3 separate regions of the Homo sapiens genome follow, and regions 2 and 3 are each linked to region 1. A link is an interaction called in ENCODE POLR2A ChIA-PET data of the cell type or tissue named here. Cell type or tissue: OCI-LY7. All regions are shown on one strand.

Region 1 (2,500 bases):
GCACCCACTGTCCACCTTGAGATGACCTAAGTTCAAGCCACCATCCTTGGCTCCCTTCCCTCCACATCCAGTTACACTGGCTGCCTTTCAGTTCTTCTAACCTGCCAGACTGTTTCTCACCACAGAGACTTTGCACAGGCAATTTCCTCTGTTTCCTTTTCCATTGGCAACAACTTCTCTGGCGGTTCCCTCTTATGGTTCAGTTTAAACGTCTTCTCCATGAAGCTAGTGCTAAAACGTTTTACATGCGTCTTTCTTGTTAGTCCTATCAACACATGCTTAATATTATCACTGCATTGATCACAACCTATTATCCAGAATTTTCAGTCTTCCCTGCTACAATAGATTGTTAAATATCAAAATAATTAGGATGGCCATTTAATCTGTGGTGCAAACTCAGATACTTTTGAGAATGAAAGGGGTGCTATTAATAACTATGCCAGCACCACAGACTTGAGGCAAAACAAGGTAGACATATGGACAGGGGAGTCATAGTGATATTCTGGTGGGGAAAGAGTGTTTGTTCATTTGTGATTTTTTTCTAGGCAAGGAGAGACACAATAACTACAGCAGAGTTTAAAACTTTACCGAGAAAAAAGGAAATGCTCCACGCTCGACTTGCTGCACAGAGATATTTTAGTTCTACTTTAGGGCTGAAGAGCTTTAGGGAAGAAAGGGACATTTAAAAATAATATTTTGGTTTATATTTCCAAAAAAGATAGTGGAAAGATTTTAAATGTCCACAAAACAAAGAAATGATAAATGATGGATATGCTAATTACCCAGATTTGATCACTACACATTGTATACATGCATTGGAATATCACTGTATATCATGTAAATATGGACAATTATTATGTGTCAACTACAAATAAAATACAAATTATAATACAAATTATAAAATAATAAATAATAAATATAAAATAAAAATAAATGTGTGTGCTCAGTCTCCTTCCTCACAGAGGTATGAACCCTAGCCTGTGTGACTCTCTGCTAAAGACAGGTTTCACTTCCTCCTCTGTTCACCTTAACAACAACCCTGCTGATTCAGAGCTCCATTTCTATCTGCTGCTTTTATTCAGTACCTGCAAGCCAGCTCTCCAAGGCTGTTCTTTTATGTGAACTTTTATAATTTGCCAAAGTAGCTTGTCTAGGATATCCAAGCTATCAGGTGGCATATAAATTGTTGTTTTTGTTATTGCTTTGATTAAAATATTGTGTTGATCTACTCTGATTTTTACTAGTCATATAAGCCCTGCTGTTTTCATGTTCAATTTTGTACAACAAAAGATTTTCCAGAAACACATATATTGGGCCACAGCAGAAACATCTAAATCATATATAAATATATAATATCTGTCAAGTTATTTTGCCCTATTTGCTGGTTTACTGTTTCTTTTCCTGATGAGAAGGCACCTGGGAAAGGGTGCCGCCCAACCCTGGGAAAAGGTGCCTTCTCATCAGGAAAAAAAACAGTAAACAAGCACATCACCAGTGATCCCAGCACTTAGCACAGCAGAATACATGGTAGAATGGCTATAAATTTTGCTATAATAATTGAATTCTTGTGAGTTTAAGGTATGTTAACATATCATGTTTTTAAGTTCTTGGAATTTGGAGCTCATATACTCCATTGGCTTTCAAATATTTTTGGCCACAGCTCATAGTAGAAAATATATTTTGTTCATCCATCGTATATGAACACACACACATGTATACGCACACACATATACATCTATTCACACATATATACACACATATGTGTTTATATACATACATATAAACTGAAATTCTTTCTGTGAAATTCTTAAAGCCAGAAATTTACCTTCACTATTTATGAGTGGTCTCAAGGGGAGAGGAGATGAGCTTTCATTAGATATGCTGAGTTCAAAGTTACGGGTGGATGTCCTAATTGACATTTCCAGCAGGCAATTGATGAAGCATTTGAATTGGGACAATACGCATGACAGTCTAATCTGTAAGAATTGATGAGATCTCAGAGGGTGAGAGCAGAGAAAGGAAAGAGCAGAGGCATGGCAAGTGAAACTTGAGAAATATTTATGTCTAGGACTGGAGGTAGAAAGAGGAGCCACCAAGGATCCCCAGAGGCACCATCAAGAGGTAGAAGAAGGCAAGGCAATGTGGCTTGTAGGGAAACATTTTAGAGAAGAGGAGAAATTGGCAGTATCAGGTATTTATTAATTCAACACTTATTGAGCATATAAACTCCATCGAAGCAGGGCATTTGTTTTCTTCACTGTTCAGTCAACTGAAAGAAAATGTCCAGCACATAGTACATACTCTCTCTTGTCTCTGCCAGCCTGTCTCTGTCTCTTTCTCACATATACACTTTAATATTTATTTTAAATGAAAGAAAAAATTGAATGCCCCTTTCAGTTTGACACCACACTAGACACATAGGAAGTAGAAGTGAATAAGAAGTGTTGCTGCCTTTAAGGTCTTCTCAATCAAGTGGAAAATGAAAATGTCAAGGAGGGTG
Region 2 (2,500 bases), 54 kb after region 1:
CTTGCTTGAATCAGCAGCCTGAGCTGGCCCATCCTTCCTTTGCATACTGTGGTAAAGTGCCGCCTTCCCTGCCCCAAGTTCAGGTGTATTTACCTGTATAAAAATAATTCAAAGCACACATTTGCATGGATTTGCAGACTGAATAACCTCACCCTCCATGTGTGGAGATTGTGGTGCATCAGGGCCCTCTACACTCCACACACAGACAGATCTCCAGGCATCTGGAGCACTCCCTCCCCTGAGTTAGGAGTCTAGGTTGCCTCCATTCCCCATGCAGAGAACTTGAGGCCAAGAGATTCCTCAACTCTGTGGCTAGGCACACTACCAGGTGCTTGATGGCCACCTGCTAGATTCTGCCTTGGTGCTGGGGCTTGTGTCTGGCATTAGGGGACCTCTATGCGGGCCTGCTCAATCTGGCCCTGCCCATCTTGCTCCCTGAACTGCCCTGCCCCCCGGCAGGGCTGAGCAGGTAACTCAGATCACTGTGCAATCTATGGATCAGACTGGTGCCCAAGGCACCAAAGAGCTTCTCCCAGTAAACTAGGATGAAGTATATACCCAGCCACGTTGGCTGAAGCCAGCTCTTACTCATAAGTGTCAACCGCTGGCATATAGGTTGAACCACGCAGCCCAATATAAAACCTGCCTACAGAAATGGCTATAGAAGGGAAGGCAAAAGACTCTACCCAATATTCTGTACAGTCACATACCCTAAGAAGTGGGGAAAAGAAAGGGAAAGAAAATAAGTAATATCACAGGGTAAGAAAGAAAAAAAATCCTACCTGTATAAAAATAATTACAAAAGTTAAAAGTGCCATCATCTCCAGATAAGAAGAAACCAGTACAATAATCTGCCATCATAAAAATTCTGAATATAGTGATGCCACTAAAGAATCACACTAGTTCTCCAGGAGCATTCCCTAGCCAAAATGGAAACTAAGAAATGACAGATAAATAATTCAAAACATGGATTACAAGGAAGCTCAATGAGATCCAACCCAAGATGGAAAATCAACACGAATAAACTAAAGTAATAAAGAAAATGAAGGACGAGATAAACATCTTTAAAAGAAACAAGTCAGAGTTTCTGGAATTGAAAAACTCACTTAAAAGTTTCAACATACAATTGAAAGCTTTATCAATAAACTGAACCAAACAGAAGAATATCACAGCCTGAAAATGGTCTTTTGAACTAAGTCAGAAAAAAAAAAACCTTTTTAAAAATGAACAAAGCCTTTGAAAGATATGGGATTATGCAACATGACCAAACTTATGCATCATTGGTGTTTCTGAGAGAGAAAGAGAAAAAGTAAACAACATGAAAAATATATATGGGAATAATTCAAGAAAATTCTCCTAATCCTGCCAGAGAGGTACAAATCTAGATAGAAGAAATCCAGAGAACACCTGCCAGATACAATAGAAAATGAACATCACCAAGGCATATAGTCTTCAGATTCTCCAAGATCAATGCTACAGAAAAAAATCTTAAAGGAAGCTGGAGAATAAAATTTAAAAAAATTAAAAAATGAAAAGGAAGCTGGAGATAAGGTCAGATCATGTACAAAAGGAACTCCATCAACCTAACAGCAGATTTCTCAACAGAGATGTTACAAGACAGGAGACATTAGAGGGCTATTTTCAGCATTTTAAAGAAGAGAAATTCAAACCAAGAATTTTATATTCCCCAAACTAAGGCTCATAAGTGAAGGAGAAATAACATTTTTCCAGACAAGCAAGCACTAAGGGAATTTGTTACCACTAGACCTCCCTTACAAGAGATCTCTAAGGGTGCTCTGAATGTGGAAATGAAAGGACAATATCTAGAATCACAAAAACACATTTGAGTACATAGCCCACAGACCCTATAAAACACCCACACAATAGAAACAATGAAGTAATCAGCTAAGAATTTCATAATAGGATCAAAACCTAACATATCAATATTAACCTTGAATGTCAATGGTCTAAACACTCCACTTAAAAGGCATAGAGTAGCAAATGGTATGAAAATTTAAGACAAATCCATCTGCTATATTCCAGAGACTCAACTCACACATAACAACACCCACAGGATCAAAGTAAAGGATTGGAGAAAGGTCTGCCACACAAATGGAAAACAAAAAAAAGTAGGAGTTGTTATTCTTGTAGCAGATAAAATAGACTTTAAATCAACAACAGTAGAAAAGAACAAAGAAGGGCATTATATAATGATAAAAGGTTCAATTCAAAAAGAAGACTTAACTATGCTAAATGTATACACACCTAACAATGGAGCATCCAGATTCATAAAACAAGTAATTCTCAACCTGCAAAAAGACATAGGTAGCCACACAATAATAGTGAGGAACTTCAACACCCCACTGACAACATTAGACAGATCATTGAGGCAGAATACTAACAAAAATATTCTGGATGTAAATTTGACACTTGACCCATTGTATCTAATACACATCTACAGAATACCCCTCAACCATAGAATATGCATCCTTCTCATCTG
Region 3 (2,500 bases), 560 kb after region 1:
GGTCATCACTCTCCCCTACCACCTTCTCATAGTCCTAATCAGCCCCTATAATTAGATATTTATATGTGTCTTAATATTCTTTTTTCTTTTTTTGAGACAGATTCTTGCCCTGTCACCCAGACTGGAGTGCAATGGCGTGATCTCAGCTCACTGCAACCTCCGCCTCCCGGGTTCAAGCGATTCTCCTGCCTCAGCCTCCCAAGTAGTTGAGATTACAGGCATATGAGACCACGCTTGGCCAATTTTTTGTATCTTTAGTAGAGATGGGGTTTCACCATGTTGGCCAGGCTGGTCTTGAAATTCTGACCTGGTGATCTGCCTGCCTTGGCCTCCCAAAATGCTGGGATTACAGTCATGAGCCACCGCGTCCAGCCTGTGTATTCATATTCTTAAGTATGAGAGGTCCCTGATAGAAAGCCCATGAGTAGTTCGTGTTCTCTCTGAATCACCAGGAACTACTACAGGGTTTTGCATATAGATAGGCGCTTTGCTAGTTTTTATTGAAGGGTTAAAACTGCCATGTTGGGAAAAAGATTTCTCATTTAAACCCAATGAGAGGAATGCTGGGATCATTCCTGTCTTACTGCTGTAAAAGAATACCCGAGGCTGGGTAATTAAGAAATAAAAGAGGTGTATTTGGTTTACAGCTCTGCAGACCATACAGGAAGCATGGCACCAGCTTCTGCATCTTGTGAGGGCCTCAGGCTGCTTCCACCCATGGTGGAAGGTGAAGGGGAGCTGGCGTGTGCAGAGATCACATGACCAGAGAGGGAGTCAGAGAATGAGAGGTGGGAGGTGCCAGGCTCTTTTTTAACAACCAGTTCTCACAGGAATTAATAGAATGAGAACTCACTCGCTGCCCCTTCGCCACAAGGAGGGCATTAATCTATTCATGAGGGGGTCCTCCCACCCCCCTGCCCCAAACACCTTCCATTAAGCCCCAACTCCAACATTAGGATCAAATTTTGCCAGGAGATTTGGAAGTGTCAGATACCCAAACCATGGCAGTTCCCAAGCATAGAATCCGGGTCTTCAGCTGATGCTCAGGTCACCAGCATTGTCTTCTCTCTGGCAACAGAGTCACAGGAGTTGAATTCAGAATGTCTTTTCTTTTTCACATGCTCCTTTAGGCATCCTTAATATCTCAAAGTGGCATCCATGCTATAAAGCCCTCAGGAGAGTCAAGTCATGTGGTGGAAACATATGAGTGAAATCTAGCAAAAAATAATAATAAATAAGATGTAGCGAACCATCTCATCTTTCAGTTAGTGGCATCTCCCTCCAGGGTAAAGAGTAAATGTTGACTAGACCATGTTGTCCGTCCGAAAGAAGGAAAATGGCTTTTTCTGTTCAGAGGCTTTATTGTTTTCTCTTCTGACTGAGACAAGACTAGCTGCACCATTTCTTGGTTGTGAGTTCCTATTTGTTCCCCTGTGCATGCCCCACACCATCTGGCATGGCACTTTGCCCACAGAAGACCCTCAGCAATATCTGTTGACTTCAACTGAGTCACTCTATTTAGCTATTTGGAGGCAAATGTGGTAGAAGTGGAAGAAAAAAAAAAAAGAAGTAATGGAGTTGCACCATTGCACTGTCCAAATTTGAGGATTTAGTGTGGGCACTGGCACTTTTGAGCTGTGTGATCTTAATTCAGTTGCTTGTACTCTGAAAATTTTAGTTAAATAGTGTCATATTTAATAAAATGATATAATTTTTGCAAAGGTTTTGGCATAATACCCATGGAGTGTGTGAGCATATAAGCACACTCCCCTACAAATAACAAATGAATATTTATTAACAAATGCAAAGTAAAACTTAACGCTCCGCAATAATCTCCTAAACGCTCATAAAACCAATATAATCAAAGTATACACACTCCCCCATGATTTTAGCATAAAAAGGCAGAAGATCAGATTTGGTTTGTATCAAGTCACAGAAGGTTTACCAACGACGTTAAGAGAAGGATGAAAATAAGAGGTTTTTGCTTCCTCTAACGTGTTCCTACTTTTCTGAAACAGCGTTGTGGAAAGATATTAGCATATTTGGTACCTCTTGGGACTTTTTTAAAGGGTGCTTTAAAAATATCTTCTTTGCAATATCCATAACACGAGGAAGGTGAGACTCTCACAAGCTTAACAGGAGAAATAGATCAGAAGCTTTTTTTTTTTTCTAAATAAAGAACTTATTTTCATGGTGCCTGGTCTCTCTGACCTAAATTGCAGTAATTCAGTATGTGTGAAATTACTTTTTCTAGGACGAGAAGATCATAGCAAAAAAAAAAAAAAAAAAAAAAAAAAAAGGGAGACAAAAAATGGTGAGAGAAAGAGAAAAGAATATACAATATAGGCAAGAGTTCAGGCTGTCTGATAAAGAGCTTGAGAATAATAAGAAACTAAGTAGTTATAACAAAGCAAACTCAGAAATGGAAACTACTAATAAGAAGGACTAGCAATTATCTCCACTGAGCAGCCATGTTTAGGAGAGGTCAGAAGGTCTTTTA

The links. Peaks named below come from ENCODE experiments on the same cell type or tissue, not always from the same donor. Only the 100,000 strongest peaks of a DNase experiment are listed, where the experiment ranks them.
Region 2: POLR2A ChIA-PET joins it to region 1 with 5 read pairs; 2 of 35 experiments call an interaction of 5 or more read pairs at or near these places.
Region 3: POLR2A ChIA-PET joins it to region 1 with 6 read pairs; 2 of 35 experiments call an interaction of 5 or more read pairs at or near these places.

Annotation. Positions count from the first base shown.
Region 1 is chr3:6,249,352-6,251,851 of GRCh38, forward strand. No RefSeq gene overlaps it. Among named protein-coding and RNA genes, the nearest start is that of GRM7-AS3, 550 kb to the right of the region's middle. In OCI-LY7, no CTCF peak of the experiment used is centred here; DNase peaks (open chromatin) are centred at 570 and 1,010; H3K4me3 peaks cover 886 bases; H3K27ac peaks cover 1,654 bases.
Region 2 is chr3:6,303,522-6,306,021 of GRCh38, forward strand. No RefSeq gene overlaps it. Among named protein-coding and RNA genes, the nearest start is that of GRM7-AS3, 500 kb to the right of the region's middle. In OCI-LY7, no CTCF peak of the experiment used is centred here; no DNase peak of the experiment used is centred here.
Region 3 is chr3:6,813,449-6,815,948 of GRCh38, forward strand. No RefSeq gene overlaps it. Among named protein-coding and RNA genes, the nearest start is that of GRM7-AS3, 9.2 kb to the left of the region's middle. In OCI-LY7, no CTCF peak of the experiment used is centred here; no DNase peak of the experiment used is centred here.